2 separate regions of the Homo sapiens genome follow, and region 1 is linked to region 2. Evidence: read pairs that join two places in POLR2A ChIA-PET (ENCODE). Cell type or tissue: Panc1. All regions are shown on one strand. Links, peaks and the distances in the headings refer to the core of each region. The heading gives the core; the rest is flanking DNA.

The links. Peaks named below come from ENCODE experiments on the same cell type or tissue, not always from the same donor. Only the 100,000 strongest peaks of a DNase experiment are listed, where the experiment ranks them.
Region 1: POLR2A ChIA-PET joins it to region 2 with 7 read pairs; 1 of 35 experiments calls an interaction of 5 or more read pairs at or near these places.

What each region holds. Positions count from the first base shown.
Region 1 is chr5:124,880,641-124,897,339 of GRCh38, reverse strand. No RefSeq gene overlaps it. Among named protein-coding and RNA genes, the nearest start is that of ZNF608, 140 kb to the right of the region's middle. In Panc1, for the core only: a CTCF peak has its summit at 9,033; no DNase peak of the experiment used is centred there; H3K4me3 peaks cover 658 bases; H3K27ac peaks cover 2,617 bases.
Region 2 is chr5:125,439,674-125,456,372 of GRCh38, reverse strand. No RefSeq gene overlaps it. Among named protein-coding and RNA genes, the nearest start is that of LINC02240, 45 kb to the left of the region's middle. In Panc1, for the core only: no CTCF peak of the experiment used is centred there; no DNase peak of the experiment used is centred there; H3K4me3 peaks cover 409 bases; H3K27ac peaks cover 2,737 bases.

The DNA of each region.
Region 1 (16,699 bases), core at 8,258-12,257, 560 kb after region 2:
CATCAAGCATCCCTCAGCTTTTTTTTTCTTTTTTCTGAGAAGCAGTCTCGCTCTGTCACCCAGGCTGGAGTGCAGTGGTGCAATCTCAGCTTACTGCAACCTCTACCTCCCAGGTCCAAGCGATTCTCCTGCCTCAGTCTCCCAAGTAGCTGGGACTACAGGCGCGTGCCACCACGCCCAGCTAATTTTTTGTATTTTTAGTAGAGTTGGAGTTTCACCATGTTAGCCAGGATGGTCTTGATCTCCTGACCTCGTGATCTGCCTGACTCGGCCTCCCAAAGTGCTGGGATTACACGTGTGAGCCACTGCGCCCGGCCCCTTCACCTTTTCTATAAAAGGAGAAAATCTTATATTTACTAAGGTATTTATTTTTCAAGAATTTAGAATGTCTTTTTAACTGCACTGGTGTTTTTATTATGATTATTACTGTGTTCTTGGTATTCTTGTTACAAAGTTGCATAAGTTTGAATGATCTGATCTGATTTATTTTGTCAGTGGGCCCTATTATTTTCAGTGCACCCTATTATTTTCAGTGCACAATTTTTCAGAACATAAGGTTTTTTAGAAGCACATGTATTGCATAATAGCATAAATACTTATATATGACACCTCCCTTTTAGACATTATTCTATAAGACAGGCAAAGTAAATGGTCTAATTTTAGCTTTGCTACCCTCTACACACATTAAGAATCTCTACTGTCTTTTGAGTCACCAGCAGCAAAGACTCTACTTTTTGCCAAGCTGATTATTCAGGGACTAACAAATGGAACTTATCTTTCTGGAAACTAGAATCATGACTGCAATAATCATCTGAGTAAAACCCATTCAAGTAATGTTCCCTTAATATGCCTGTAAAGTTATTCTTTACAAACATTTTTTAAAATAGCAAAACAGAAGCGTTGAAAAGAATTAAATCCATAAAAGGATATGAACTAAATGTACTGAACTCAACTTTTATCTTAATCCACACTGGGTGCTTTCAGTGTTATTTCAATACTTGTGAAACGGTGAAAGCTTTATTCAGGTATTGGTCAGGTATAAAATAATCCTGTTTGTTGCTTGCCCACTGATCCCTTATGGATCCCATACTGACCCATGATGGACCCATGATAGACTGTTAACTTTGTTGTACCAAGACTGACATACTGACTACAGAGAATTCTTATTCTCTTTCTTCAATTTAAAGTTTATTTTTAAGAATCAGAGTTCCTGCCGGGCGCGGTGGCTCATGCCTGTAATCCCTGCACTTTCGGAGGCCGAAGCGGGCAGATCACCTGAGGTCAGGAGTTCGAGACCAGGCAGGAGAATTGCTTGAACCTGGAAGGCGGAGGTTGCAGTGAGCCGAGATCGCGCCATTGCCTCCAGCCTGGGCAACAAGAGCAAAACTCCGTCTCAAAAAAAAAAAAAAAAAAAAAAAGAAAGGAAAAAAATCAGAGTTATTATTGACTATATTAACAGACTTTGATTTCAGTTTCCATTTGAAAAGCACTACAAAGATGTAGTATCAAATTTGGACAGGTTTAAATTTCCTTCAGTGTGATTCTAATAGTAATAATAAAACTACAATAGACAAGATGCTCAAAGCAGACAAGGTTACATAAACTCAATGTTTTCTAGTCCAAATCATCTGGTAATTTAACTAGAATTCTGAACGAGAATTGCATTCAAACTTCCATGGGGAATAAAAGGTGCATATATACAATATATTTAACTTAATGACAACTGTTTGGTGCTAGCAAAATAAAATATGGCCATTTAAATAGTCTGCCTGACTTGGACAGGCCTGATAAAACAATCGTAAGCCAAAACTAATTATTGTCACAATACTCAAGCTTTGTGGACTCAGTCAAAGAAATGTGTATTCAGACTTGATGGCCTTTGTGTTTACTGGGACTTTTCCTCTCCTTTCTCTGGGTCTTGCAAAGCTGACCCTAACCTCTTTTGAAGTCTGTGGTTACCCCGGGATCACATCAGATGCATTGAAGTGGGTTGTGCAAGAAAGAAGAGAGCTCATTAAGTGCTCACATTTTAATGCCATTTTCAGTGGATTACAATGATTGTTGAATGAGTTCTAGCTCTCCATTCATAGATTTAAAGGTTAGTATTTTAAGGTATCAGCTTATTGTTGTAGTAACATGAGCACTAATGTTTTGAAAGGGAACAAAAAGGTTTTCAATGATAAAGTTAATTTTGTATTACTCAATTATAAAAAATATAATCATTCCAAAATGTATTCAATATATCTCTTTCTCCTTTTTGAGATCTACTAATGTTTTTATGCACGTGGCTATATATTTTTACGCACCGTGTACTTAAACTTCAACATAGCATGTTGCACAGTTTTTTGTATTTCATTCATTTAAATGACTTCTGTGTACCAGGTTTGGTACGCTAGGAACTTGAGATATAACGACAAAAAGAGTTTAAATTATGGTAGAGGAGACAGAGAACAAGTTACAAAATGAATGAGAGTTTTAGAATGCACTTAAGGCTGAAAAAAAAGAATACAGAGCAATAGGGTAGAAAGAGCCAAAGTGAGGGTTTACTTTATGTAGAGTGGCCAAGTAAGGCTCTCTGAGTGTTAACCAACATTGGGTAGGCGCCAAAGAAGCTGGCAATGCAGAGATTCAGGTGTAAGCACGGGCCAATACAAAGGTCCTACGAAGAGCACAAATTTTATTTGGTAATTTTTGGTTTATGTACCTTCTCTGGCATATTACAAGCAAATGTATCATGTCATCTGGGAAGTACCAATTATGTGTTTATAAGTAAATACATAAAAAATGATGATGGTAATGTAATTATTAATAGCTAACATCTATTGCTCTTAGTACCTTCCAGAAACCATTCTGGATCTTTGGCTGTATTCGCTTATTCAGCTTATTAGCTCTGGGCTTTGCCTGTATTAGCTTATTTAATTCTCACAACAACCTTACAAAGCAGACGAGAAAACTGAGTTTCAAAGTGGGTAAGTAAATAGCCCAGGGTTACACAGCCATGTCAAACTAGCTGATCTGGAATTTGAAGCTAGGCATTCTGGCAATTAACTACCTCCACCATTAACCTCCCATTATGGACTGAAACGTATCCCACCCCACTAAAAAACGTGGTATGTTGAAGTCTTAAGAACGTAACCATATGTGGAAACAGTGCTTTAAAAGTGGTAATCAAGTTAAAATGAAGTCTTTAGGATGGGTCCCAATCCTACATGATCAATGTCCTTATAAGAAGAGGAAATTTGGACACAGACACACACAGAGAAAAGACAATGTGAAGACACAAGGAGACGACAACCATGGACAAACGAGGGAGATAAACATCGGCCAACACCTTAGTCTGGAAATCCTAGCTTCTAGGATTTTGAGAAAATATATTTTTGTTGTTTAAGCCACCCAGTCTGCAGTACTTTGTTATGGCAGTCCTGGCAAACTAATGTGCCATCCTACTAGGCTAACAGGAAAAAAAAAAAATCAGTGGCCTAATAGCAGTTTTATGAAAAAGGGGAAATAAACTGACTTGAGCCCAGATCATTTAACTAAATGTATTTAACTCTGCAATATGTAAGAACCTAAAAAAGAAGCATTAATACTTTTTTGTTTACTGTTTGTGGTTTAGGTGTAACATCATTGTCAGAATATGATGTAAATGACACAAGAGGGTAAATTTAGGCTTTGGTAAGTTAGGTGATGTGTTTTGCCTACACTGTCACCATTTGAACTGTTCCTCTGAGTAGTTACCTCCTGAAGATAAAAAAAGAACCAAAAAAATGACTCACAGAGTGTTCGGAATTGGTGGGTTCTTGGTCTCGCTGACTTCAAGAACCAAGCCGCCGACGCTCGCGGTGAGTGTTACAGTTCTGAAAGATGGTGTGTCCGGAGTTTGTTCCCTCAGATGTTCACATGTGTCCAGAGTTTCTTACTTTCGGTAGGTTTGTGGTCTCACTGGCTTCTGCAGTGAAGCTGCAGACCTTCTCGGTGGTGCGTGTTACAGCTCATAAACGCAGCGCGGACCTAAAGAGTGAACAGCAGCAACATTTATCGCGAAGAGCAAAACAACAAGAACTCCCGGGCTGGAACAGGACCCAGCAGGTTGCGCTCCTGGCTCGGGCAGCCTGCTTTTATTCCCTTATCTGGCCCCACCCACATCCTGCTGATTGGTCCATTTAACAGAGAGCTGATTGGTCCATTTTACAGAGCTGATTGGTCCGTTTTGACAGAGTTTTGATTGGTGCGTTTACAATCCCTGAGCTAGACACAGAGTGCCCATTGCTGCCATTTACAAACCTCTAACTAGACATAAACTTTCTCCAAGTCCTCACCAGATTAGCTAGATACAGAGAGCTAATTGGTGCATCCACAAACCCTGAGCTAGACACAGAGTGCTGACTGGTGCATATACAATCCTCCAGCAAGATATAAAAGTTCTCCAAGTCCCCACCCAACTCAGGAGCCCAACTGGCTTCACCTAGTGGATCCCGTGCCCACGTGGCCCTCGGAGCTGCCCGCCAGTCCCACTCCACGCGTGCTCTCTTCAGCCATTGGGCTGTCTATGGGACCGACCAGGAGCCGCCCTGGAGCAGGGCTAGGCTCTGGCCGGGGAGGAGCCCACCGGTGGGAGGGTTCGGGCATGGCAGGCTGCAAGTCCCGAGACCTGCCCCGTGGGGAGGTGGGTGAGGCCCGGCAAGAATTCGAGCGCGGCGTGAGCGGGCCTGCAGTGCTGGGGGACCCGGGGCACCCTCCGCAGCTGCTGGCCCCGGGGCACCCTCCGCAGCTGCTGGCCCGGGTGCTAAGCCCCTCACTGCGGGGTCCCGGGTGCGGGACCTGCGGAGCCCGGGTGCGGGGCCTGCGGAGCCCACGCCCACCCGGAACTCGCGCTGGCCCGCGAGCGCCCACTTCCCGCCCGTGCCTCTCCCTCCACACCTCCCGGCAACCAGAGGGAGCTGGCTCCGGCCTCATCCAGCCCCAGAGGGGGACTCCGACAATGCAGTGGCGGGCTGAAGGGCTCCTCAAGCATGGCCAAAGTGGACGCCGAGGCCGAGGAGGCGCCGAGAGTGAGGGCTGCTAGCACGGTGTCACCTCTCAACAGTATAACCATCATCTCACTATACAGAAACCCTAAATGTGTTCAAGTTTTCAGTGGAAAGGATTGTAATGATTCTAAATGAACACTTGCCAGTTATGGATTTATTACCTGTCAACTTCAAATTCAACCTTTGTGCCTTGCTTCTTGAATATGGATCTGGGGCCTTTAAATATTTCCCCTTTGCCAGTAGACATGATGTTAAGCTTTGTCTAGGGACAGCACTAGAGAGACGCTGCAGGAGGAAAGGGGTTTTGCGTCTCGGTTCAGGTGTTCTTGCTTCTCATGTTCCCTTAGCATGGGCATTTTCTCCAGCAGTTGACAACTGGGGCATGGGTGGCTTCTTCAGCACTAAACTTCTGAAGCACTCACAGATGCTCCGGTACATGGTCCCCACAATGTCTTCATGCACCCACCTCAGGAAATTTTGGACTGGAGTGCTTCCAGTGAGACATCGTCCTGTGAACAGCCTTCCCTGGCATCCTAGAGGGTGTGGATTCCTAGCAAGTTCCACTAGTGACTTTTCCTTTTCTGCCATCAATAAGATCGAGATCTCAGCCCTGGGGACTCTTCTTTGATTTCTTTATCTCAGCCAGCCATAAGGGCAGTGACTAGTATACATGATATAATATAATATAAATATGCTATTCTTTCTTTAGAGTTGTTTTTACTTCTAATCAATATCTTGTTAGTCGTATTCCTTTTATAATTAATAACTCTTTATATTAAACTGTCCCTGTTCAAATTGCTATGTGGCTCCTCTCTCTTGCCAGGACCCTGACTAATACAGTACTGAATAATCTCAAGGTTTTACAATCTCTCTTAAGGTATTGCAATACGCTGTCAGTTAGATTGTCGTAAAAGTAAGAATCATATAGTAACATCATTTTTCACTTCAAGGGCAATAAAAAACTGCCCTACCCTAAACTTGTAATCCTGGAGAATGTTAACATAGGACCACAGGTTCTTTGACTGGCTTATTTTTATTTTCCATACTCTGCAACACAATCCCTGGCGAACCATCTTCACAGTGTTTACAAAGTTGATGCTCCAAAAACACTAATATAAGACCCCACTCCTGATGGTTCATATTTCACCTCCTATCCATGTGCCTGTACATCAGACCTCCCACACTCCCACCTCCCACCAGGAAAGCTTTTTATCTTGACCATACTAGAGAGAATTATTTTCTCTTCAATTCTGATTTGTGCCCCCATCCTTTGTCAATCATGAGTCCTTGCTTCATATTCCAGAACCATAAAATTATATATATACACACATATATAATTATATATATACATTTATACATACAAATACATATATAATTCAATATATACATTTATACATAAAAATATATATATACATTTTTATATATGAATCTTTCATTTTCTCTTCTTTCTTGATGATTTCATAGTGGTCATCTGTTCCTAGTAATATTTCTTACACCTGCCTACATTTAAAAATGCCCTAAGGAGCTAGAGCTGCTAGCTTTATTTCCCTCTTACTCAGAGGTTTACAGTTGCAGGTTGCTTTCTACAAATCCATTATCTGAATCTAAATCAGTCTGGTGGTAGTTTACTGATACTAGCATAAGGTTGACCTGAAAGTGCTATGTCTCATTGCCAAATACCACAAGTTTCTTTTTTTCTTTTTCTTTCTTTTCTTTTCTTTCTTTCTTTTTTTCTTTTTCTTTCTTTTCTTTTCTTTCTTTCTTTTTTTCTTTTTCCTTTTTTTTTTTTTTTTGAGACAGAGTTTCACTCTTGTTGCTCAGGCTGGAGTGCAATGGCGCGCTCTCGGCTCACCACAACCTCCGCCTCCCAGGTTCAAGCAATATTCTCCTGCCTCAGCCTCCTGAGTAGCTGGGATTACAGGCATGCGCCACCACACCCGGCTAATTTTGTATTTTTAGTAGAGACGGGATTTCTCCATGTTGGTCAGGCTGGTCTTGAACTCCCAACCTCAGATGATCCGCCTGCTCGGCCTCCCAAAGTGCTGGGATTACAGGCGTGAGCCACTGCGCCCGGCCCACAAGTTTCATTTCTACTACATTTAGAATGGTTTTAACATGGAAAGTCTTAGAAAATGTACATTCAAATGATGTCAGTCCATACCTCACTTGGTCAAGCTCCTGTTTACAACATATCAAGTACTGGATGCGTTTAATACTGACTGTATCAGTACTTTCCATCTTTCAGTATAAATTTATTCCACTGAGTCCAGGAAAAACGATATAAATTTTCATTAAAGAAAACACCATATTATGACAGCAGTAAATGAATCATCTGCAATCTCTTTTAAAAGGTTTGATTTATTTCCTGCACTTGGGAGGCACTACGTTGTAAAAATATTTTCACTAACAAGTATGAAATATTGCAATATATATTTTTATACATACTGTATTTGGCTATGTAATACATTTCATTTTTGTATCTGCACACACGTGCATATCGATGGTGGGCCCTCCAGATAATTTCTTGGTTACATTTACTTTTTTTCATGAAAAAAAGGAAAACAAGTTGGCCAAGCAGCCTAGGCAAGCATCAAATTCATCATAGCTGAAGATAATATTTTCCTGAAGTGATTCATTCTCACATCTTCCTGCAGGAGTTTTCTCCACCCAGTGACATAGTGAAATGTCACTGAAGTGAAGGCTATTTTGCTTAGCCTTGACCAAACATAGAAGCTGACTGTGGATATGCAGTTATTTTTCCTCTTGGAAGACATGTTTTTTTATGCATGTGTAAGTAGAGTTAAGCTGAATCTAGAGAGCTGCTGCATGATAAGAGCTTGGTTTGAAAACATGTTGTGCAGCTGAATGACTTGAATAACAAAATCCCCGGCAGAGTGTTTCTGAGCTAACTGCATTTGCACTCTGCAAGGAGATCAATGCTTCCCCTCATTGATTTTCCTCAGTTGCAGAGCCAGGATTATGCACATTGTGAAGCTGTATTCCCAGATTCATCCCATCTGATTTTCTAGTCAGCACTAAAAAGGCATAGAGCTCAACTGTAAACTGAAGGTTATAAAAGTATAACTGTATCAAATTTGTACTTTCACTAAGGCTGCATGTTAAACAGAAGCACAATAATGTATTCCTAGTGCGATGGAAGGGCTGCATGGGACAAGACAGATTCTGTTTGTGCGCAGCTTCTAAATAAATGGCAGAGATGCCAAAGATAAATCTGAGATGCCTTGCATACGTTTGTGTAACTCCCAAGATATTTTCAAATGTGCTAGGGCTTCCTTTCTGGCGGACTTGAAATGCAAAGTAAGCATGTAAAGAAACGATTTCCTTCCTAAATTCAGGAATTGACTGTCATCTTTCTGAATTTGAAATTGCCCTAGAATTTATCACTGGAGAAGGTTAGTGGTTGGAAGGCTGTAAAAATCAAGGATCTAAAAAAAACATCAAGGATCCATTTCACTGTAAACAACTGGCAGCACTAAAAGTTGGTGAGTTTACTCTGCAGTTAACACAAAGTCTTGTCTTCCATAAAGTTGTGGAACATGTTATAATTCAGCTTAGCACTAACAGCCAATAGCAAAATGAAAGCACCCCCCAAAAAAGGTGACTTCAGCTCTTCCAAAATTTTCACCTTTATTATTTTTATATATCAAATAAGTATGCTGCTGTTAGTGAAGGATAAGAGGGGAAAGCTGACTCCTATATTAAATTTTCTCTTCCTCATTGCACTTTGAGGATAGAGAAGGTGTCACATTACAATGAGGATTTCAAATTTGCTTTTGAGAAAATTGTGTAAAATAAGCCATTTCCTACTAAGACTAGATAAATGATTACACAGCTGCTTGCCTTTCAAAGAGAATTTGCTCAGAATCTGGGCTTGCCACGGTGCTCACTTCATTATTAAAGAGTGCTGTCATATCTCACTCCCTGTGTCTGCTGGGGGCCGGGGCGCTCTCCCACACACCCACCCCTAGAGGCTGCTTTCGCTATAGAAACAAAGTCTGGAGACCAATGAAAGACAGACGTTTGGGCAGATCCATATCCAGGGTTAAGAATTTCCACTTCCTAGGCTTAACGTGTAAATTGAGCTGGTAGATCTACCCTAGTAGCTAAGAAATATAAACATGTTTCTAAGTTACCTAATCAGTGGACATTTTCCTGGTAAAAGATTAACCAAGCTGTGATCAGTTTCTCAGCAACTGAAGGTAAAAAGCAGATTCTGTATTCTAAATGTCAACACTTACCCCAAAGATTTTCTTCTTTCTTTAAATCATTCACATAGATTTTTTTTAAATCAAATGAATATTATTTCCCACTGTAAACTTAAATGAGACCAACCCACCCTTATAACCAACAAACATACCTTGGTCTGCTTTTATTTTTCTAGTCTGCCGTAAGCAAAATCGGCATTTATTTGCAGGCATTGGCAACTAAATGCATTTTTCCAGTTATTATTGTCATTCTTATCTACAAATGTCAGTGATATTTTCAATTAACTGTGATGTAGCATGAATTACACTAATATTTAAGTGATGGTCTTCTAAAGAGCATTAATTTTTTAATAAAAGTAACATATCTCTCTCATCCAGTAATTTTGAAATACTTGAAACTCAAGTTGGAATTGATTTTCTTGACTGTAAAGGAATGTTCCTAACCAGAGTACTTTCCTCTTGGAGTGTTCTCTTTAATGAAGTCTTACTTCTGAGAAAGTTGAGTTTTTATGAGTTGGTGCCCTTGCTTCAGTGATAGTAGTCTAAATAAATATTGTGAAGAAATTTGATAATGGGTAAGTAGCAGGAGACACCATTGTTTAACCTCCAAACTATGCTAGTAAGTAGGGTGATAGACTTGCCATGCTGAATAATGGAGCTGTTATTCTAGCCCAGTAGGATTGTTTCCAAAGGCCTGCAACAAGGATCTGCCAGGCCCTGGCTGTGTGTTGCCCTTGAGTGTGCTCGTAGTCTCCAGTATCAAGTAACGGCACATTTATCAAAGGAAATCACAATTTGGAAGAAAACCACATTTTCTACTCTTTCAAATAAGAAACATCCCTGTATGCTACTTTCATTTTTACTTGTTTTACCTAGGTGGAACAGAAGACTAATCTGGAAAAATAATTGTTAATAAAAAAACTACAACATTGAGAGAATTTCATTCCCTTGAAATATATACTTTTAAGGGGCCATTTTAATACTGCATGAAAAAAAGTATATTTTCTTTATAAACCCTGAACATGCTAATATATTATTATACACAGCATAAAGTTAAGGGTGTTTGAACAGTGAAAATAGAAAGCATTCATAGCTATTCAACCCTGAATACTTAGGACATTTCATTTCTTTTTACAGCAACCATATTCTGTCAATAAAAGATCAAATGCTTTTGGTTACTGGACTGAAAAAAATCAAATCCTCCAAACTTTTAGCACTTGACGTTCCCGGAGTATTTGCTCTCAGCTATAGCTCATTAAATGAGCTGATCCACCACTGAGTCTATAAATTGAAACAAAAGCAAAGAGCTCTTTTTTTTTTCTTTTTTCAAAGTAGATGGCACCAAACTGAAATGCACTTAAGTCTGGGCTTTTTATAAGTTCTTCTTACACATAGTGGGTATTCTGCAGAATAAATACATGTCATTAATCCAGCCATTTTTCAATACCAATCTGGTTGGGACGTCTCTGGGTTGGAGTGGTGGAACCATGATTATTAACTGGTAACTGGATGAGACTGAGGGGAGACCATGCAAATGACAAATGAAGTTTGACAAATTGGGTATTTGGTAATCACATGACCACTACATTTAATTACAAGCTTCTACTGGATTTTATGTCATTTCACACAAAAATATATTGTTAGTCACTATTCTAGGCACTTTATAGAGTATGTAAACAACCCTATGAAATGGATATCATGATATATACTCATATTAAAGGTGATGAACTGGGTCACAAAGCTTACAGAGCTAATAAGGAACAGAGTTAGGACTTGAACTCAGGGAATATTAGCCTAGAGTTAATCCCCTTAACCACTCTATTACTCTACCTCTTGTGTCTTTCTTAGGGATGCCAAATGAGGAGCTTTAGAGTCCAAGGAAATTGAAATAGATTGACCAATATATAACAGTCAAGGCCTTCACGCCACCCTTTTCTTCAGCCTTTCCTTATGTCACACATCCTATTAGATGAAATGTAAATCTAAGGTCCTTTGCATTCTGGTGCACATATGAGTACAGATTCATTCATTCATTTTTAACCACATTTCCATCTGAGAGGTGATACTGGAAATATCACCAATTTGCAATTCCAAACATTATTTTTCCTTTACTTTATATCCCAAATCAAAGAAAATATTTTCAACAACTGTTGAGTGTTAACCAAGCCAAGATGGCATTGCAACAGCTCTGCAACATTCTCTTCAAAAAGAGCTTGGCCGTAGTGTTAGATTTTAGTAGTATATTCAGGCCATATAGTTAGAATCATGCCATATGAAGCCTTTCAGATTGGCCTCTTTCACTCAGTAATAAACATTTAAAGTTCCTCTGTGTCTTTTCCTTGCTTGATAACTCATTTCTTTTTAGTGTTGAATAATATTCCTTTATATGGATATACCACAGTTTATCCATTCAGCTACTGAAGGACATCTTAGTTGCTTCCAAGTTTCAGCAATTATGAAAAAAAGCTGCTACAAATATCCATGTGCAGGTTTTTGCACGGACTTAAGTTTTCAATTCATTTAGGTAGATACCAAGGAGCATGATTGCTGGATCATGCAAGCTCATCATGGTAAGAGTTTGTTTAGTTTTGTAAGAAGCTGTCAATTGTCTTCCAAAGTGGCAATACCTCTTTGCATTCCCACTGGCAGTGAATGAGAGTTCCTGTTGCCCCACATCCTTGGCAGCTTTTGGAATTGTCAGTATTTTGGATTTTGGCCATTCAAATAGGTGGGGAGTGGTATCTCATTGTTATTTCGATTGGCACTTCCCTAAGGACAGATGATGTTGAACAACTGTTTATATGCTAGTTTGTCCTCTGTATGTCTTCTTTGATGACATTTCTGGTCATATCTTTTGCCCATGCTTTAATTGGGTTGTTCATTTTCTTATTGCATTTTAAAATTCTTTGTATATTTTGGATAACAGTCATTTATCAGATATATCTTTTGCAAATATTTTCTTTTAGCGTGTGCCTTGAATTCTCATTCACTTTGTGCCTCTTGATTCTTTTAAGTTTAGGGTAATTAGTTCACTGAAGTGATATACCAATATGTGAATTTTTAATTTGTACCATAAAATCCCATTTTCTTGGCTGGGCACAGTGGCTCACACCTATAATCCCAGCACCTTGGGAGGCTGAGGCAGGCAGATCACGAGGTCAGGAGATCAAGACCAGCCTGGCCAACATGGTGAAACCCTGTCTCTACTAAAAATACAAAAATTAGCAGGGCATGGTGGCACGCACCTGTAATCCCAGCTGCTCAGGAGGCTGAAGCAGGAGAATCGCTTGAACCCCAGAGGTGGAGGTTGCAGTGAGCCGAGAATGTGCCACTGCACTCCAGCCTAGGCAACAGAGCAAGTCTCTGTCTTGGGGAAAAAAAAAAAAATCCCATTTTCTCCTTCAATTAATTTATTAATTGAAGTCTTGCTAGTCCCATCTCCAACCAGTCTCCCAAACTTAATTCCTTAAATTGCCTAGAGTGGTTTTACACTCACCTCTGTGAAAGTCTGAGTAACTAAATTTTCCATATAAGAGTGAGCCTGTTATATGTTGCCCTTTGAGCTCTGGATGTCTGATATAAACACAAAGGAAATCTCTACACTTTTATTCATCTTACGTTCTTTGTTTAAATTTCCTTTTCCTGAACCAGTTTCCCATTTGCTTCAATAGTTCCACTATTCCCTACAGAGCTATAAAATAAAATGTGCACCTTCATTTCACAACCAAAGGGGAAAAAGAATTGGATATGGTTGTTTTCACGTAGAATACAGCGCTAGAGCTGACAGCAGAGCAAATTTATTTGCTCGTTTATGTAATCATTTCCAGGTATTAGCACATTACTTATTAACAAATGATTTAAGGACGTTGGTGGAAAAGGGGCCTGCATGGGGATATTTATTTAGATTTTCAAATAGTTTGAAAAATTAAAGCATAAGTCTAAACTTGGTGTCGATACTCTGTTTTCCAGGCATGTCTGCAGAAATGATCAGACGTATGGAATTACAAGATCTCCTGCTCGTTTAGGGTGTTCAAGGAAATCAAAGAACTGTGGAAACCATTACTGTCCAGGAAACAATGTTGTCTTTGAAAGCCTCATCACCTAAGACATGTCTCTGAAGTAGATGAAAAAGCCAACCCAGGCATAGTGGTGGAGCCCAGATGTCTCACATGTTTAGCATGAGCTAGAAGACACTGTTTAAGTAAAAATGACTAAAGCCAGCCTGCCAAAAAAGCTTGTATTTCAGGTTCTAAGAGTTACTTGCTCATTTGACAGATATTTATACATTCCCTACTTTGTGTAAATCAGCTCACACGGCAAGAAAAACATATTTAGACGGTTATATAAAAGACACTAAGAGCTAAGTGACATGAGAGGAATAAACATAATCTTATTAGAGTTCTTAGAGGGAGAGAGTACTCTTCATTTAGTAGATGTGATCAGACAGGCTTTAAGGAGGAGCTGCATCAAGAGGGTAAAGACGGTGGCAAGTGGAGGTGGGAGGAAACAGTAGTTTGGATGGAAGGACATCTTAAGGAAAAGGTGTAGAAGCAAAAAGTTCACATCTTCTGGTCCTGTTTGGGGAAAAAGAAGCAGTTCAGTCTGGATGGAGCTTAAACATATATAAAGATATAAATAAGATGAGAAGAGAGGTGTGGAAAGAGAGCATCAGGGCCCTGTGTTTGCTGTCTATTGCTACATAACAAAGTACCCCAAACCTGAGAACTTCAGACAGCAAACTATTGCTATTTTACAGTTTCTGAAGATCAGAAATCTTGGTGCAGCTCAGCTGGGCTTCAGGGTCTCCCATGAGACTCAATCAAGGTATCTATGAGTCTGGGCTGCAGTCGTCTGGGCTGCAGTCGTCTGAGCCTTGTCTGGGGCTGGAGGATCCACTTCTAAACTCAAGCGGCTATCAGCCAGAGGCCTCACTTCACTTGCAAGCAGGCCTCTTCATGACAGCTGGCTTCCCCTAGAGAAAGTAATGAGTAGGGGAGACAGAGAGCAAGTGGAAAAGAAGTTTTAATGTCTTTTGTAACCTGATCAGGGAAATGATGTACCATCATTTCTGCCATATTCTATTGGTCACACAGACTGACCCTTGTACAGCGTGAGAGGAGCCACACAAGGGTGTGGGTGCCAGGGGGTGAAGATCATTGGTGCCATTCTAGAGTGTGACTTGCACAACTACCATTTCAGTTGTGCAGATGAGGCCCTGCACATCTCTAAGGGCTTTATGGATAATGTAATTATCATGAAAGAATTTTTGAAAAGTAGAACGTATGAGCAGATAAACAGAACTTGATGCCTCATAAGATGTACTTAGTGACATTGAAACATATGCATTTGATGAATGGTAGAATGAGCAAACAGAATGGGTGAACAGCTGGAAGGATAACTGAAGGTCTAGATGAGAACTAATAAAGCCCCAGCTAGGTTGGAGACAGTGGGATGAGAAAGAAGGGCCAGATGCCCAAGTCAATAGCACAAAGGCTGAATTGACAGGATGTGCTGTCTGTCTCTAAAATAATTCAAGCGGAGGTCTGATGATGTCTCCATTCTCTCAGCAAACATTGTGTACATGTTAAATACCACACACTTTGCTATAGATTAGGGAGAAGAACTGAGGAAAGTCAGGAGCTCTCCGTCTATTTGGAGAGAAAGATAAGTAAACAGAAGGTTAAAATTCTAGGCAATAAGCACACTCCTGGGAAATAGAAAAGGGCATCTGGGGGCTTGAGAATGTGTTGTCACTTTAGTTGGTGGGCCGTGCCAGAAACAAAGGGCCCCTTAACTGAGTCAGGAGAGATGAGGTTGAGGAGATCAGTAAGGGTTTTTCAGGCAGAGAAAATGCACAGCTCAGAAATCCAGAGCTTAAAAAAGTGGCCCCACTGGCAGACCAGCACAGGTCTATGTGGGTATGGCAAAAGGTGGGCCTGCAAAGGTAGGCAAAATTGAGGGCCAGAAGTGTCCTTGGTCCCAACTTATGGAGTGTATGTTTTATTCAGCATGTATCAAACAAGGTAATCATCACATAGACTTGGTGTTTCAGAAAGAGCTCTTGGGCCGCTATCTGAAAAGAAGATGAAAGAAAAAGACTGGAGACCAGAGAGCTGTAATCTGGAAGTAATCTAGGTGAAAAATAATTAAGATCTAAACACAGGTTGTTATTGTGTGGCTGCAGGAAAGAGGGCATTTAAGAGATATTTTAGAAGTAGAGTTGATCAGATCATGTCATTGATTAGATGTGGGGCATGAAAGAGAGGTAGGTGTCTAGGATTACTCCGGCCTTGGTAACTAGTGGATGGTTGTCCTAACCATGGGAGCAGATAATGCAGGTGGAAAAGCAGTTTTGGGAGAGAAACAGTGAGCTTCGTTTTGGATGTGCTGCATTTGTGAAGAGCGTGCTATTCCGGCAGGAAAGACAACCATGCAAACTTGGAAGGCAGAAGAGAAACCTGGGGCTGGGCAGATTGGCTCAAGAGTTATCAGAATGCCCTCCTGTATAGGTGAGTTCATTGGCATGCATGTAATTGCCATGGGAGAATATGTTATGTGGAAAGTGAAGGTGTGGCCGGGTGGGGAACACTAACCAGTGTGCAGCTGGTGAAACAGACTGTTGGGACTGAGAACAGGAGATTCAAAGATGGGAAAAGTAAAGACAGAGAGGCTAAGGGAGAAACTGGTGCTGAGAACCAAGAACTTGCAGACAGGAGTTACAGACAGTGTCAAATGTGTCAGAGAAGGGAACCAAGATATGGATGAAATGATGTCTACTGGATTCAGCTGCTGGTCTCTCTCTGGCCACAGAGGCCAGAGTACAGAGGGCTGGCAAGTGAATGTAAGGCAAGAGAATGTAGAGATTCAGCAAGAAATGTGACAGTGGAAAGAAGGAAACAGAAGGTTCTGTAGCTAAAGGGGAACGTGGGTTTGCCGGAGACTGCAGACACCACAGGAAGGATCATATAAGAAGCTGATACGGAAGTTGGGCAGGGAAATGCTGGGAAGGGAAGGACAGGTCCCTGGCGAGGGCTCCACCCCCAGCCCTGTGCCCAGGGACCTAGGTGAGACAGGCACTCCTGCCTTTGTGCCCAAATGTTGCATTTCCCAAGACCACCCTGGCCTGCCACGCCTCCATCCTGTACCTATAAAACCCCCCGAGACCCTTGGCTAGGCGCAGTGGCACACGTCTGTAATCCCAGCACTTTGGGAGGCCGAGGTGGGTGAATCACTTGAGGTGAAGAGTTCTAGACCAGCCTGGCCAACATGGTGAAACCCCGTCTATACTAAAAAAAAAATACAAAAAATTAGCTGGGTGCTAATTAGCAGGTGCAGTGGCTCAAGCCTGTAATCCCAGCACTTTGGGAGGCTGAGGCGGGTGGATCATCAGGTCAGGAGTTCAAGATCAACCTCGCCAAGATGGTGAAACCCCGTCTCTACTAA
Region 2 (16,699 bases), core at 7,382-11,381:
AAAGACACATGTACACGTATGTTTATTGCAGCACTATTTACAAGAGCAGACATGGAACCAACCCAAATGCCCATCGATGTTAGACTGGATAAAGAAAATATGGTACATATACACCATGGAATACTATGCAGCCATAAAAAGTAATGCAATAATGTCCTTTGCAGGAACATGAATGAAGCTGGAAGCCATCATCCTCAGCAAACTAATACAGGAACTGGAAACCAAACACTGGATGTTCTCAATCATAAGTGGGAGTTGAACAATGAGAACACATGGACACAGAGAGGAGAATGACACACACCAGGGTCTGTTGGTGGGGGGGAGTGGAGAGTGACGCGAGGGAACTTATAGTATGGGTCAATAGGTGCAGCAAACCACCATGACACCCATATATCTATGTCATAGACCTGTATGTTCTGCACACACACACAAACACAGGTTTTATTGCTCTTGTTATTTTAGTGGACCTTGGAGAATTTGGGTTGCGTTTTGCATATAGTAAGTTTGAGATTTCTATAAACCAGTGATACTGAGATGTCAAGGTATAAGCATATACAACTTCTGTGGTCAGAGGAGAGCAGGACTAATTATACAAGTTCAGTTAACATGAGCATATGGTCTTTTAAAAAACTTTTTTTATAGATTAAAAGGCACACAAAAGACACCAATACAATGTGCCCTTCACCCAGTTTAAATAATTATTCATTTATGGCCAGTCTTGTTTTAACTACACCCTCCATTCCCTATCCCCTCTTCCCCACCACTGCTGCTGACACTACTAGATTATTTTGAATAAACTCCTGGATATATAATTTGCATCGTAAGTCTGTATGGATTTCTAAAAGTTGAGCACTCTATAAAAATATAGTCACAATATCATTATAACAACTAAAGTAACAATTATTTAATATTATATATTCTGTCAGTGTCACAATTCCCTTAACTATTCATAAATTATTAGTTACAGATTGTTTTTGAATCAGGGTTGGAATAAAGTGCTTACATTATAGTTAATTTTTTTCTTACATTTCTTTTAATCTGTAGGCTTTTGCTTCCCTCTCTCTCTCTCTCTCGCAATTTATTTGTGGATAAACTAAATTCTTGGTCTGGTAGAGAGTCTTACAAACTGGATTTTTTTCTGATTGCATCACCATAGAGTTATTTTTCCCATTATTTTTTCTTTCTCCATTTCCTTCTGTAAATTAGTACAGTAGTTCCTTCTTATCTGTGGGGAATACATTCCAAGACCCCCAGTAGATACCTGAAATGACAGATAGTACAGAACCATGTAGACACTGTGTTTTTTTTCTACACATGCATATGTATGATAAGGTTTCATTTAGACATCAGCTACAGGGTTCTCATGCCTTGGGGGCCATTATAAAGTAAAATAAGGTTGACTTGAACACAAGCACTGTGATTCTGTGACAATCTGAGAATCGAGAAGGCTACTAAGTAACTAATAGGCAAGTAGCATCTACAGTGTGGATCCGTTGGACAAAGGAGCAGTTTGTGTCCTGGATGGAGATAGAGCAGGATGGTGTGAGATTTCATTACGGTACTCAGAATGATGTGCAACTTAAAACCTATGAATTGTTTATTTCTGGAATTTCCTATTCCATATTTTCAGAACTCAGTTGACCACAGGTAACTGAAACCTCAGGAAGCAAAACCACAGATAAGGCAGAACCACTGTACTTACATCTATAGATTTTTAGCAGGCTCAGATTTAATTATTTTTGGTCACAAACATTCATATTGGCACAAAATGTGTAGTTTTCTTGCTTTTTCTGACATTAGCAGCCATTGAGGATCATTGCTTAGGTCTATTATTTCATTTGGTGTTTCAAAAAGCCTCTTAATTTAGTTTCTGGACAATTTTGACACATTTCCAGCCTTATACCTACAGTCAACCATTTCTCTTGGGAACCCTAGTTTTTTTTAGTAGAAAAATGGTATTTAAAGAAAGAAAAATGGTATTGTATTAAATACAATCTGGCTACTCGTTGATTTTGGGTTGATCTCTGGTGCTAGGTCTTGTCAGTGGCTACAGCTAGAGGATGCATCACACCTTCATCCTGCTGTTTCCCTTTTCAGTTCAGGACCCTAGGGTATTTACTTAACCTCTTCAATGTTGTATAATGATGGTTTCTAATGTCACCAGAAAAGATGATTACCTAGTGAGAGTGCAGAGAGGGCCTATAAACTGAGTTCTGTGAAAATCGATATTTAGGGGATGGAAAGGGGGGAAATGCCTGGAAAAGCTGTTACAGAAAGGTACAGCACCCTGAAAGCAAACATAAGAGAATACCTGAGAAGGAGGAGATGATTGCGTTGGAAGATCCTGAGAAGTCAAGTAGTATGAAGTAACATTGCCTGACTGTGTATTTGGCAAACAGGAAGCAATTATTTGCGTAGAATGACTGGGGCAGAAGCTCTGTCACAGTGGGCTGATAAGTGGGGGGAAATAGAAGATGGAGGTAGTATGGATAGAGATATGTCCTAATTCTGAAAGATGGAGATCAGGTGGCCCATTTATAAGCAGGTTTGCCTCAAGAGGTATTTTTTAATTGAAACGTAGGTCTGAGTCAAGGAAAGTTCTTTCTGAAGAGATCTCAGAGGCAGTTAAGGTATCCATGTTTATAAAATCTAAATTAATGGGGCATAAATCTATTCCAATACAGTTTTCCTTTTACATTAACTGGATTCTTTAGTGTACTGAGTAATTCAATGTATATAGGCATATTTACACAAAGTTCTTTCCGTGAGTCTTTTCCATAAACAGAAAATTTCCGTCTTCATTGAACAGCAGAGGTCTAGTGGAATTGTAAGTCATTGATGTCTCTTACTAGTGGTCCCATCACTCATACTATCATTTCTGTACATTATCCCTGGATTCCTCTTTGTTCCAGCTGACTGTTCCATCGTTAAGACCATAGGAAGATTCACAGGGCAAAGAAAGAAAATATCCAAGCTTTCTGTCATTTCCATGTGTTGTAATAGATTCACCTAAAGTAATTACCTAGGCTATGCATTCTCAGCCTCACTGCCTTGGCCAGATGGTGTGTTGTTCTCCTCTACAGCCCGTTAGTTTATTTTAGCAAACCCTTGAGACTGCTTTAACATCTCATAAACGAAGTGAATGAAGGCCAGGTTCTTTCTAGGTTAATGATTTTGAGATCTGTATTTTTGAAACCAAAGCACTGTTTCAGCAAAGGAAAAAAAAAAATCAACAGATGGGAAAGAGGGTCACTATCGGTGATTATGATGGGAGTAAAACAGCTTACATAAGGCAAAGAACAGACTGTAGTTGAGTTTAGTTCTTCCCCATAGTTCTGTGGACACAGATACAAAAGTAAATGAGGTTTGCCTGTTGTTTCAGAGAATCTTTAAGAGTGGAGAGATGGTAAAATGACAATAATGATTCTCATGCTTTCCATTTGGCAGTGTGTTACTTCTCACTGAGAGGTTTTTTTCCAGAATAGCAAGCTTTGCTTTGAAATGAAAGGGGCCATTTTTATTGATTAACTTTTCTTTTATAACATATAGTCTGTAGCAAGTAATTTTAATATGTTTTGAAGAAAAACAATATTTTGAATTGGAAGCCTCCATTTAAATGTACCCAGTGTGACTACTCAAATTCAACAATCATTTCTCTAGGATAGAAGGGGAGTGGAATTTCTTTTTTTTTTTTTTTTTTTTGAGACGGAGTCTCGCTCTGTCGCCCAGGCTGGAGCGCAGTGGCGGGATCTCGGCTCACTGCAAGCTCCGCCTCCCGGGTTCACGCCATTCTCCTGCCTCAGCCTCCCGAGTAGCTGGGACTACAGGCGCCCGCCACTACGCCCGGCTAATTTTTTGTATTTTTAGTAGAGACGGGGTTTCACCGTTTCAGCCGGGATGGTCTCGATCTCCTGACCTCGCGATCCGCCCGCCTCGGCCTCCCAAAGTGCTGGGATTACAGGCGTGAGCCACCGCGCCCGGCCGGAATTTCTTTTTAATAGCTGTATTAAAAAAAAAACAGTTTATCTAAAAACAATAACTTAGAAGATACAGTATTTTTCCGACAAATGAATTCCCAGGAAGGGAGTGGGGTGGGTTTTAAAGAAAAGAAAATATGAAAGACTAATAGAACATTTTCAACCACATTTCTTTTCTTCACACAGGTGGAGGGACAGTAAGAGCCCACTATGGCTTCAGATTTTCTCTCATTTGTCTTGATTATTGTCATCATCTGAGGGCTTTGAGTAGCACGTACAACAAAGATCAAATGAAGACACCTTAGGCAAAAGTGGGGTGAAGGATAGGTGCAAATAGATGGAGATGATGACTGTAAAGGTCACTAATTCTGTGGGAAGAGAAATATTTTCCCTCTAGCCTTACATTTATTTTTAAACTTACTTAATATCCTACCTTGTCTACTTTGCTGATTCATGCATATCTAGTCTGAAAGAAGTATTGTTCTAGGGATACCATGAATATAGTTTAAAGGCCATAAAAAATGACTTTCACAAGTCACAACACTCAATTATACATGCAATTTTATTGGCTAAGATCTTCAGTCATGTGTAGACTGAAAGCTAAGCTGATTTCCAGGAATTCTGTATGTCAAAGATGGCTGGCAGTACTAGTTTCACTTCTGCTCTAGAGTGAATGGAGTAAGAATGGAGGTGAGGGGACAATTCCATGTCTAAGTATGAGAACTTGGATAGAAATCACTGTTTCTTCATGAAGTTTTAATTATCTGTACAAATTTCACAGTAAAACGAAAATATTTGACTCAAAAGATGCCATAAATATGAAAATGCCTGAGTTTTACAGCTGTAGTTCTAAGGAGCTCTACATTTTTTAAAGAAATGATCTTACTCACTTGGAAACTATGACTTTTTCCTGATTTCCATTTATTTATATAAATATTTAAACCTAAAAAGCACTTAGCTCCCATTTGCCAAAATGGTTCATATCCTGACACAATCAAAATTGCTGTACTGATGGAAGTAAGTAATGGTCCAGGAAGAATAAGAGAACAATACTTCACACTTTCTCTTATTTTAAAATGTATCTTATATAAAGGGAGAACCCCCTTTGTCCTTTATGTCTCAAATCATATGTATGGCAGAGCCCAACTATGCACCACACAAAAACGAAAACCTTTTCTAAATTCACAACAAGGAGCAGAAAGCATGTGAAAGAGAGTCACTGGGCAGTAGCCAATATTCTATATGTCTTCCTTTCTGGTACCATGGAAAGTTAACATGTACATTTCCAACACATTGCCTTTTGGTTAGCTTCTAATTGTCCTAAGGAAAAAAGTCCTAACGTCTCCTTTAAGCATATGAGGCAATCAATGTTTATGCATCATCTTAAGAACAAGATGTTGCCAAGTTTTACATTTGAATCAGTTCCCATAACTTTGGAGAAAAAAATCTGAGCAAAAACTCTGCTTTCGCATTCTGAAATGGATATAGGAATACTTTCCTCTCCCATTTGCAAAGAAGTCCTCCATTTGTCCCATGAAGTCACTGTCTAATCACACTTTCTCACATTTGGGGGATCCCATCTGTTGATGCTAGCAATGAGCAGGCTAGGCAGAAAATGGAGAAAAAAATCAGAGGTGGGAAACTGAGCCTTGAAAACGTGTGAGAAATGCTCAGAAAACACACACATATACATATTTTAGCAGTTTCCTGGAAACAATGGAAATCCCTTTTCTTCTTGAAAAACTTCCCTTCCTCCCTCTGCTCTTCAATTCCTATCCAAAAACCAGTGTTCTAACAGTAGTAACGTGGTTCAGAGGTAGCATGGGAGACGGAGAGCCATGAACATATGTGCGATGGCGTGTAATAGTAAAATACAGGCCTTTTTAATTAGAACATAAAACCGCTTTCTTACCACTGTTTTTGAAGTTAGACAACTGTATGGTTTTCTGTCATATAGATTCATGTTACCACCAAGCTTTCTTTTTAATTAATACACAAATGAGGGATACATAACGGGCTGCCCAGTGACGACACATTTATCCTCACTAATGAGGATGGAGTGTGAGGATGCTCACTTCTTGCCTCAGGCTATGCTGTTTTTAGTTCTTCATCCTGTAATTGTGGAATTAAATAGTTTACACTGGCTTTTGTGATTAGAAAAAGGAGAAACACATTTTAGGAGGTTAAAAATACACTTGAATATGACATAGTTACAATTTTCTCTCAGCAACAAGCCTTTAAACATTTTTGGGTGCATGATTTCTGTCTAGTCTGCCTTCTTCCCCACCGCACCTCCAAATCCCAGAATAAAATTCTTTGGTAGAGAAGAATTACATAGTAAGAGTTCAAGCCACTCTCATTGACCAGTAAGAAACACTGAGCCAGACACTTGAAAAGGAGTTGAGAGAAAGCGAGCAACGATGACAAATATTTATTTGGAGAAAGCAAAAACTGGCTCATCAGGACTTGAACAATTAGGTTTAAAGAAGAAGCTTTCATTCAAGTTTCTCTCTTAGGTACTCTGCTAGATGTACAGCAAGAAAAGAACTCTGCCTTCAGGTGCTGAATCACCAAGAGAATGAGATGGGAAATATAAGTAAGTGAAATAGAAGGTAGACCAAACCTAACCAAGAGAGTGTCACACTATTAATGTTGGGAAAGCTTCTTCACAGGGGTGGGAAATTGGAAGAAAGGGTTAGCAAGACAATTGTTTCAAAACTGGGCTGTTTGCCGTAAAGAGAGAGTATTAACTTATTATCGAGGTGGTTGTTTTGACTCTTTCCCCTGTCCTTGTGTACTGGGTGCAACATAGACCAGGGAAGGAAGAAAGCGTTCAGTAAAAAGTAAGTAGGGAAAGGTGAAACTCAGGGATCCAATAAAATCAACTACAAATTAACAGTTGAAAATAGAAGCTTCAAATGATCCAGTGGGTTGGAAAAAAAAGAAAAAGAATAAAGAGGAAAAAGAAAATGTGTGAAGGAAATAACCAACATTTCACATTCTAATACTCTTCACTCCATGAATCATTATTATAGTAGGGATATCCTACGGTCCTTTCATTCTGCACACAATAGAAGTTTCACAGTTTAGTGGTCTTCTTTGGGACCAATAAAGCAGACAAATAGAAAATTTGTGTGCCATTGATATAGAAAATATTAAGTTGCCCTATTTCTGGGTGGAAAGATAAATGACATAAGTTACTTGTTGACATGAGTTTATAAATTCTAATAATAAAAAAAGAATATGAATAAAATTCGTGCATGAATTTTGTATTAAAATGTTTTTAATAACAGATGTGGGTTACATAGAGAAAAGGCCATTCTTGTAAAGAGACTGGATCTAAATCAATTTGTACAATATTTATCTATCTAATATATAGCAAAACTATCTACTGACAAGAGTACTTTATTAGAAGGGAAGAAACCTGCAGTTGATCCCTGGTCCTGCCCATTACAAAAAACATGTCCGTAAACCAAGTACCCAAATTTTTTCAAGTGTTCACTTTTTTCTTTCTGAAAAAGTAAGCGTAACATCCATTCTTCCTTTTGTGTAGCAATTTTTGAGGATTGATAGAGATATTATATGTGGACGTGGCTTAAACTTTTGCACGTTAATATTTAATTAAATATAATCTTGTGAATAGATGCTTTGAAATGTTAAATTAATAACAAGCCAAAATAAGCCTCTTACAACTCAGCAGACTAATCCCTTTACAAAGTAAAAGACCTAGTATTGAAGAATTTCAAGGTAGCAATGCTTTTGCAAATCTTTGTTTTTTTTTTTTTACTGGGGTTAGTGCCTTGCTGTAAATGATCTATTACAGACAAAACAACTGAGGTTTGCCAACAAAGTCACCTGTATTAAAGCCACATAAGACTCTCTCAGATAAACTTAATCCATTGAAAGCTTCTTTGAAATTAAATTATTTTAAATACATGTGGGGCCAAAGGTAGTTGAATGTAGCTGATCATTTGACTCTGAAAATCATCCCAAACCATGAACTATTCAAATGTCACTGTTAACAGCCTTGCATCATAAACACATACACCTAGCCACTTTAGTATATACCTAATTTATCTGTTTTCTCATCAGCCTCATTGTTTCATTTTAAAACAAAATCTCCAGAGGTCCTTTCTAGGGGTTGGACAATGGAACATTTGCTTATTTTGAATTGATTCTCTGAATGAAAAAAAGCTCAGATAATATAGTAATTTTAGTTAAATATACTTTAGTTAATCTGCCCTTAAAAAGTAATCAAATTGCTCTTAAAAGTATCTGTGAAAATTTCGTTTTGGTGCTATGTTTCCATTCAAGTTTCTCATAAATTGTTTTGTTCAGGGATTATGTGTCAGAGTTTGATGACAGAGTTTGTCACTTCTGGTAACTAGTAGGTAGAATAAAAAATGCATAACTCTATTTCAGTGTGTGGGTTCAGATTATTCTTAGCAAATCCTTGTTTATTTTTTTTCTTTCGAAAAGCCCCAAGTTAAGGAAACACCTTCCAGATTTGTTTAGATAGTATAACAGCAACAACAACAGAAATACAGGGGGCAGGGAGATTATTGGAAAATATCTCACAAAACCAAAGGCAAGAGAAACAACTAGGCTCCAGAGAAACGAAAGCAAAGACAAGGGAGACAGTAGGAGCCAAGAATCGCATCTAGATCTTATCCGGACTTTCTTGGGTTTGAATCTTTGCTTCTCTTGTCACACTCCACTCATCCTTTTTTCTCCCTAGATAGTTTTCCATATATATAAAAGTCATAAGTGTACAGTTCAATGAGTTTTTACAAAATGAATTTACCAGTGAAATCGTTACACAGATTGATGAATAGAGCAGTACCCATGGCCAGAAGCCCCACTATAGCTTTTCCCAGTCATTGGCCCTCTGCTCCTTACAGGTAGACTTCTTCCATCATAGCTTAGTTCTGCCCATTTTGGAAATACATTTAAATGTAAATGAAATTATATAATACATAGTCATTTATGCCTTGCCTCTGTCACTCAATATTATTTGAGATTTATCCGTAAAGGTATGTGTAGTTTTATTTGTTTTCATACGTAGTATTCCTTTGTGTAAATATACCACGATTTATCTATTCTACTGTGGTTGAGAATTTAGCTTGTTTTTCATTTGGCAATAAAAAAGTGTTTCTATGTACATTCTTGAGCTTCCCTCTGATGCATGTGTTTGTGCATTTCTGTTGGATGAATGCCTGGGAGCAGAAATCTTTGGTCATAGGTTATGTACATAAGTGCTTAATAGATACTTCTGGACACATTTCCAAAGCATGACTATAGTCAATGATAACTTAATTGTATATTTTAATATAACTTTAAAAATGTAATTGGATTGTTTGTAGTACAAAGGATAAATGCTTGAGGGGATGGATACACCATTCTCCATGATGTGATTACTTCACATTGCATGCCTGTATCAAAGCATCTCATGTACCCTATAAATATATACACCCACTATGTATCTACAAAAAAATTTTTAATTAAAAATTAAAAAAATAAAATGTACAAAATACCCCAGAAATTTCCAAAGTGGATATACAAACAATGTATGGCTTCTCCAAATGTTCCATAGTCTCCCAATGCCGTGAGCTAAATGAAAATTAAAACCACAAGTTGTTACTATAATAGGAAATCATATTACATTATAGTAGTATATATCCAGAATAAGATTAATAATGGATGAAATTTAAAATGCATTAATTATAGCATTTTTTAAATCTGGAATTTTCTTCTTTTAAAAATAGATCTGTCTTTGCAGAAAGCCTTCATCTTGTTTGCTTTTTTATTTAAATTTTTTATTTCAATAGATTCTTGGGGAACAGGTGATATTTGGTTATATGAATAAGTTCTTTAGTGCTGATTTCTGAGATTTTGGTGCACCCATCAACCTAGCAGTGTATACTGTGCACAATGTGTAGTCTTTTATCCCTCACCCTGCTCCTACCCTTGGCACAGAGTCTCCAAAGTCCATTATATCATTCTCATGCCTTTGCATCCTCATAGCCTAGCTCCCACTTATAATTATAAATGAGAACCATATGATGTTTGGTTTTCCATCCCTGAGTTACTTTACTTAAAATAATGCTCTCCAGTTCCACCCAGGTTGCTGTGAATGCCATAATTTTGTTCCTTTTTATGGCTGAGTAGTAGTTATCCACTCATTGATCAGTGGGCATTTTGGCTGGTTCCATATTTTTGCAGCTGTGAATTGTGCTGCTATAAACACTCATGTGCAAGTATCTTTTTTGTATAATGACTTCTTTTCCTCTGGGTAGATACCCAAAAGTGAGATTGTTGAATCAAATAGTGGATTGACTTTCATTTATTTAAGAAATCTCTACACTGCTTTCCATAGTAATTGTACTAGTTTACATTCTCACCAGCAGTGTAAAAGTGTTCCCTTTTCATCATATCCACACCAACATCTATTTTTTTTTTTATTATTATCATTCTTACAGGAGTAACGTGGTATCACATTGTGGTTTTGATTTGCATTTCCCTGATAATTAGGGATGTTGAGCTTTTAAAAATATGTTTGTTGGCCATTTGTATGTCTTCTTTTGAGAATTGTCTATTCATGTCCTTAGCCCACTTCTTGATGGGATTGTTTGTTTTTTTCTTGCTGATTTGTTTGAGTTTCTTATAGATTCTGGATAATAGTCCTTTGTCAGATGCATATTTTGCGAAGTTTTTTCTCCCACTCTGTGGATTGTCAGTTTACTCTGTAATTATTTCTTTTGCTGTGCAGAAGCTTTTTAGTTTAATTAGGTCCCATCTATACATTTTGGTTTTTGTTGTATTTGCTTTTGGGTTCTTGTTCATGAAGTCTTTGCCTAAGCCAATGTCTGGAAGAATTTTTCCGATGTTATCTTCTATGATTTTTAAGGTTTCGGGTCTTAAATCTAAGTCTTTGATCCATTTTGAGTTGATTTATGTATAAGGTGAGAGATGAGGATCTAGTTTCATTCTTGTACATGTGGCTTGCCAATTATCCCAGCACCATTTGTTGAACAGGGTGTCCTTTTCCCACTTTACATTTTTGTTTGCTTTGTCAAAGATCATTTGGCTGTAATTATTTGGCTTTATTTCTGGGTTCCCTATTCTGTTTCATTGGTCTATGTGCCTTTTTTTTTTTTTTTTTTTTTTTTTTTTTTGAGACAGCATCTTGCACTGTTGCCCGGGTTGGAGTACAGTGGCGCGATCTTGGCTCACTGCAACCTCCGCCTCCCAGGTTCAAGAGATTCTCCTGCCTCAGCCTCCCGAGTAGCTGGGATTACAGGTGCCCACCACAATGCCTGGTATGTGCCTATTTTTATACCAGTACCATGCTGTTTTGTCGACTGTACCCTTATAATATAGTTTGAAGTTGGGTAATGTGATTTCTTTTTGCTCAGTCTTGCTTTGACTGTGTGGGCTTTTTTTGTTGTTCCATATGAATTTTATGATTGTTTTTGCTAGTTATGTGAAGAATGGTAGTGGCATTTTGATGGAAATTGTATTGAATGTGTAGATTGCTTTTGGCAATATGGTCATTTTCACAATATTTACTCTACCAATCCATGAGCATGGGATGCGTTTCCATTTTCTGGTGTCATTGCATTTGTTCATTTTTATACTGCTATAAAGAACTGCCTGAGACTGGGTAATTTATAAAGAAAAGAGGTTGTTTAATTGACTCACAGTTCTACATGGCTGCAGAGGCCTCAGAAAATTTATAGTCATGATGGAAGGCAAAGAGGAAGCAAGGTGACAGGAAGGAGCAGTGCAAGCAAGGGAAATGGCAGACACTTATAAAACCATCAGATCTCATGGGACTCACTCATTATCACAAGAACAGCATGGGGGAAACCACCACCATGATTCAATTACCTCCACCTGGTCCTACCCTTGACACATGGAGATTATGGGGATTACAATTCAAGGTGAGATTTGAGTAGGGACACAGAGCCAAACAATTAGTTGTCTATGATTTCTTTCAGCAGTTTTTTTTTTTTTTTAATAGTAGTTTTCCTTGAAGAGGTCTTTCATCTCCTTTGTTAGGTATATCCCTAAGTTCTTTTTTTTTTTTTTTTTTTTTTGCAGCTATTGTAAAAGGAGTTCTTGACTTGAATCTCAGCTTGGTTGCTGTTAGTGTATAGCAGTGCTACTGATTTGTATACATTGATTTTTGTATCCTGAAAGATTACTGAATTCATTTACGAGTTCTAGGAGCATTTTGGTATGAGTCTTTAGGGTTTTCTAGGTATACAATCTTATCATCAGTGAACAGTGACAGTTTGACTTCCTCTTTACTGATTTGGATGCCCTTTATGTCTTTCTCTTATTTGATTGCTCTGGTTAGGTCTTCCAGTACTATGTTGGATAGAAGTGGTGAAAGTGGACATACCTGTCTTGTTCCAGTTCTCAGAGGGAATGCTTTCAACTTTTCCTTGTTCAGTGAAATGTTGGCTGTGGGTTTGTCATAGATGGCTTTTATTACCTTAAGGTGTGTCCCTTCTGTGCCAATTTTGCTGAGGGTTTTAATCATAAAGAAGTGCTGGATTTTGTGAAATGCTTTTTCTGTGTCTATTGAGATGATCGTGTGATTTTTTGGTTTAATTCTGTTTATGTGGTATATCACATTTATTGACTTGCATATTTTAAACCATCCCTGCATCCCTGGTATGAAACCCACTTGATCATGGTGGATTATCTTTTCGATATGCTGTTGGATTTGATTAGCTAGTATTTTGTTGAGGATTTTTGCATCTATATTTATCAGGGATATTAGTCTATAGTTTTCTTTTTTTGTTATGTCTTTTCCTGGTTTTGGTATTACGGTGACATTGGCTTCATAGAATGATTTAGGGAGAATTCCCTCTTTCTCTATCTTTTGGAATAGTGTCGATAGGATTGGTACCAATTCTTTAAAGGTCTGATAGAATTCAGCTGTGAATCTGACTGGTTCTGGACTTTTTGTTGGCAATTTTTTTAATCACCATTGTTATTTGTCTGTTCCTTCCCAGTTTAATATAGGAGTGTTGTATATTACCAGGAATTTATCCATCTCCTCTAGGTTTTCTAGTTTGTGTGCATAAAGGTGTTCATAGTAGCCTTCAATGATCTTTTGTATTCTGTGATATCAGTTACAATATCTCCCATTTTGTTTCTAATCGAGCTTATTTGGGTCTTCTTCTCCTTTTTATGGTTAATCTTGCTGGTGGTCTATCAATTTTAAGTTTTCAAAGAATCAGCTTTTTGTCTCATTTATCTTTTGTATTTTTGTTTGTTTCAATTTCATTTAGTCCTGCTCTGATTGTTGTTAATTTGCTTCTGCTGGATCTGGGTTTAGTTTGTTTTCGTTTCTCTAGTCCCTTGAAGTGTGAGCTTAGATTGTCTATTTGTGCTCTTTTAGACTTTTCAGTGTAGGCCTTCAATGCTGTGAATTCTCATATTAGCAGTGCTTTTGTTGTATCCCAGAGGTTTTGATAGGTTGTGTCACTATTATTCAATTCAAAGAATTTTTTAATTTCTATCTTGATTTCATTGTTTACCCAATGGTCATTCAGAAACAGGTTATTTAATTTCCATGTATTTGCATGGTTTTAAGACTTCCTCTTCAATTTGACTTTCAATTTTATTCCAGTGTGGTCTGAGAGAGTGCTTGATATAATGTTTACTTTTTTAAATTTATTAAAACTTGTTTTGTGGCCTATCATATGTTCTATCTTGGAGAATGTTCCATGTGTTGATGAATAGAATGTATATTCTACAGTTGTTAGGTAGAATGTTCTGTTAATATCTGTTAAGTCCATTTGCTCTAGGGTATAGTTTAAGTCCATTGTTTCTTTGTTGAGAGAGTAATGAAATCCCCCACTATTGTTGTGTTGCTGTCTATCTCCTTTCTTAGGTCTAGTAGTTATTCTCCTATAAATTTTGGAGCTCCAGCATTAAGGGCATATATATTTAGGATTGTCATATTTTGCTGTTGGACTAATCCTTTTTTCTTTGTCTCTGCCTCATTGGGTTAATTCAAAAGCCTTGTCTTCAAGCTCTAAAGTTCTATCTTCTATTTGTTCAGTTCTATTGCTGAGACTTTCCAGTGTATTTTGCATTTCTTTAAGTGTGTCCTTTATTTCCAGGAGTTGTGATTGTGTTTTATTTATGCTATCTATTTCTCTGGATAATTTTCTGTCCATATTCTGTATCTTTTTAAAAATTTATTTAAGTTTGTATTCACCTTTCTCTGGTGCCTCCGTAAGCAGCTTAATAATCAACCTTCTAAATTCTCTTTTTTTTTTGGCAATTCAGAGATTTATTCTCATTTTGCCTCCATTGCTGGTGAGACAGTGTGATCTTTTGGGGGTGTTTCATACCCTTGTTTTGTCATATTACCAGGATTGTTTTCCTGAGTCTTTCTTACTTGGATACACTATGTCAGAGAGCAGATCCAGGGCTCAAGGGCTTTGTTCAGATTCCTTTTTCCCATGGGGTGCTCCCTTAATGTGGTGCTCTCTTCCTTTCCCTAGTGATGGGGCTTCCTGAGAGTCTAACTTCAGTGATTGTTATTTGTCTTCTGGGTCTAGCCACCCAGTGGGGCTCCCAGGCTCCAGGCTGGTACTGGGAAGTGTCTGCAGAGTCCTGTGATGTGATCCATCTTCAGGTCTCTCAGCTATGGACACCAGCACCTGCTCTGGTGGAGGTAGCAGGAGAGTGAACTGGACTCCGTGAAGGTCCTTGGTGGTAGTTTTGTTTACTGTGCTGGTTTTGTGTTGGTTTGCCTCCAGCCAGGAGGTGGCACTTTCAATAGAGCATCAGCTGCAGTAGTATAGGGAAGATGCAAGTTTGCCCTAGGGTTGCCTGGATAAGTATTTGGGTTTCTCAGGTAGTAGGTGGGACCACAGACCTCCCAAGAAATTATTTCCCTTGTCTTCAGCTACAAGGGTGGGTGGAGAAAGACCATCAGGTTGCAGCAGGGTTAGGTGTGTCTGAGCTCAGACTCTCCTTGAGCGGGGCTTGCTGTAGCTGCTATGGGGGAAGCGGGTGTGGTTCTTAGGCCAATGGAGTTACATCCCCAGGGAGATTATGGCTGCCTCTGCTGCATTGTAGCAGTCACCAGGGAAATGGGGGAAAGCCAGAAGCGACAGGCCTCATCCAGCTCCCACGTAGCCCAAAAGGCCAGTCTCACTCCCACTGTCCCCCCTCAATAGCATTGAGTTCATTTCCAGGCAACTGGTGAGCAGGGCTGAGAACTTGCCCCAGGTTACAAGCCTCCTGACTGAGAAAGTAAGCAGGGCTTTCAGATTTCACACCTCCCACCTGCAGCAGTTTCTGTGCTTGTATCTGCACTCCCCATTCACCCCTCCCCCCACCCCGGATGCTGTCCAGGACACCATGCATTTGGTCAAAATTGTTACAAAGTTTATGTGAAAGTTTCCTTCTCCCTGTGGTTTTTCCACAGTTCCACTGGCAGCCCTCCCCAAGGACCCCTGAAAGTCAGGAATTGTTTCCCTGGGGACCAATAGTGTCTACAGAGCTCTTCCTGCTGCTTCTTGTACCCCTACATTTCGCTCAGCTCTCTAAATTCATCTCAACTCCAGGTAAGGTCAAATCCTTCTCCCATGATCTGGACCTTCAGGTTCCCCAGTGAGAATGTGTGTTTGGGGTAGACATTCCCCCTCTCACACTTTGAGTACTCACAGTTTTTGGCTGTCTCAAGGAGCCTGCAACAGCAAGCCACTTCCTTCAAAGGATCTGTGGATTCTCTCAGCTTTCCTGGTATGTTTCTGTGGTAGTTCTGGGAAAAAAATTTCATAATTTGAGTCTCCACATGCTGCTCTGCCTGTCCAAGTAGGAGCTGCAAGTTAATCTTGCCGCCTCTTCACCATTTTTCTCTCTCTTTTTATCTCTTTATTGAACATAATAGTCAGTTATTTTAAAATACAGTCAATATAATTTTAATGCCTGGATCAGCTATGTGACTGTTTCTGTTGTCTGCTTTTCCGCTTGTTTCTATCTCTTGGTATGCCTTGTGAATTTTTAATGAATTTTATGCCTTGTGAGATTTTTTTTTTAAAGAAAAGTTAAAATTCTTGGGAAATGTGGCTTTCCTCCAGGAGAAGATTCTTTTTAGCTTCACCCAGGATGTCAGAATAAATCAACTTTATCCAGGCTTACCCTAAGTTGATTTGGGATCATATTTCATTCTGGGAGAGGTGGTTGTCTTATCTAATGTGCAGACACCAACCCAGAAAATCAAAAAAAAAATTAAGAAACAAGGTAATGTGTTCCAAATAAAAGAACAAAGTAAATCTCTAGAAACCAACTGTAGTGAAAAGGAGAATGTGATTTACTTAACAGGGAATTCAAAAATCAGTCATATAGATGGCCACTGAGGTATAAAGAGCAATGCTTAAAAAACAGAATTTCAACAAAAAGAAAATATTTAAAAGTACTAAATAGAAATCATAAAGCTGAAAAATATAATAGCTGAACTCAAAAATTCCACAGAGGGATTCTAAATCAAACTAAATCAAGCAGAATAAAATACAGGAAAACTTGAAGACAGATCAATGGAAATAATTCAATCTGAAGAGTAAAAAGAAAAATATATAAAAGAGTGAAGATAGCTTGAGGGACTTGTGGGACACCATCAAGCTAAATAATGCATATATTTTTGGACTACTAAAAAGACAGAGAGAAAGGAACAGAAAATACATTCA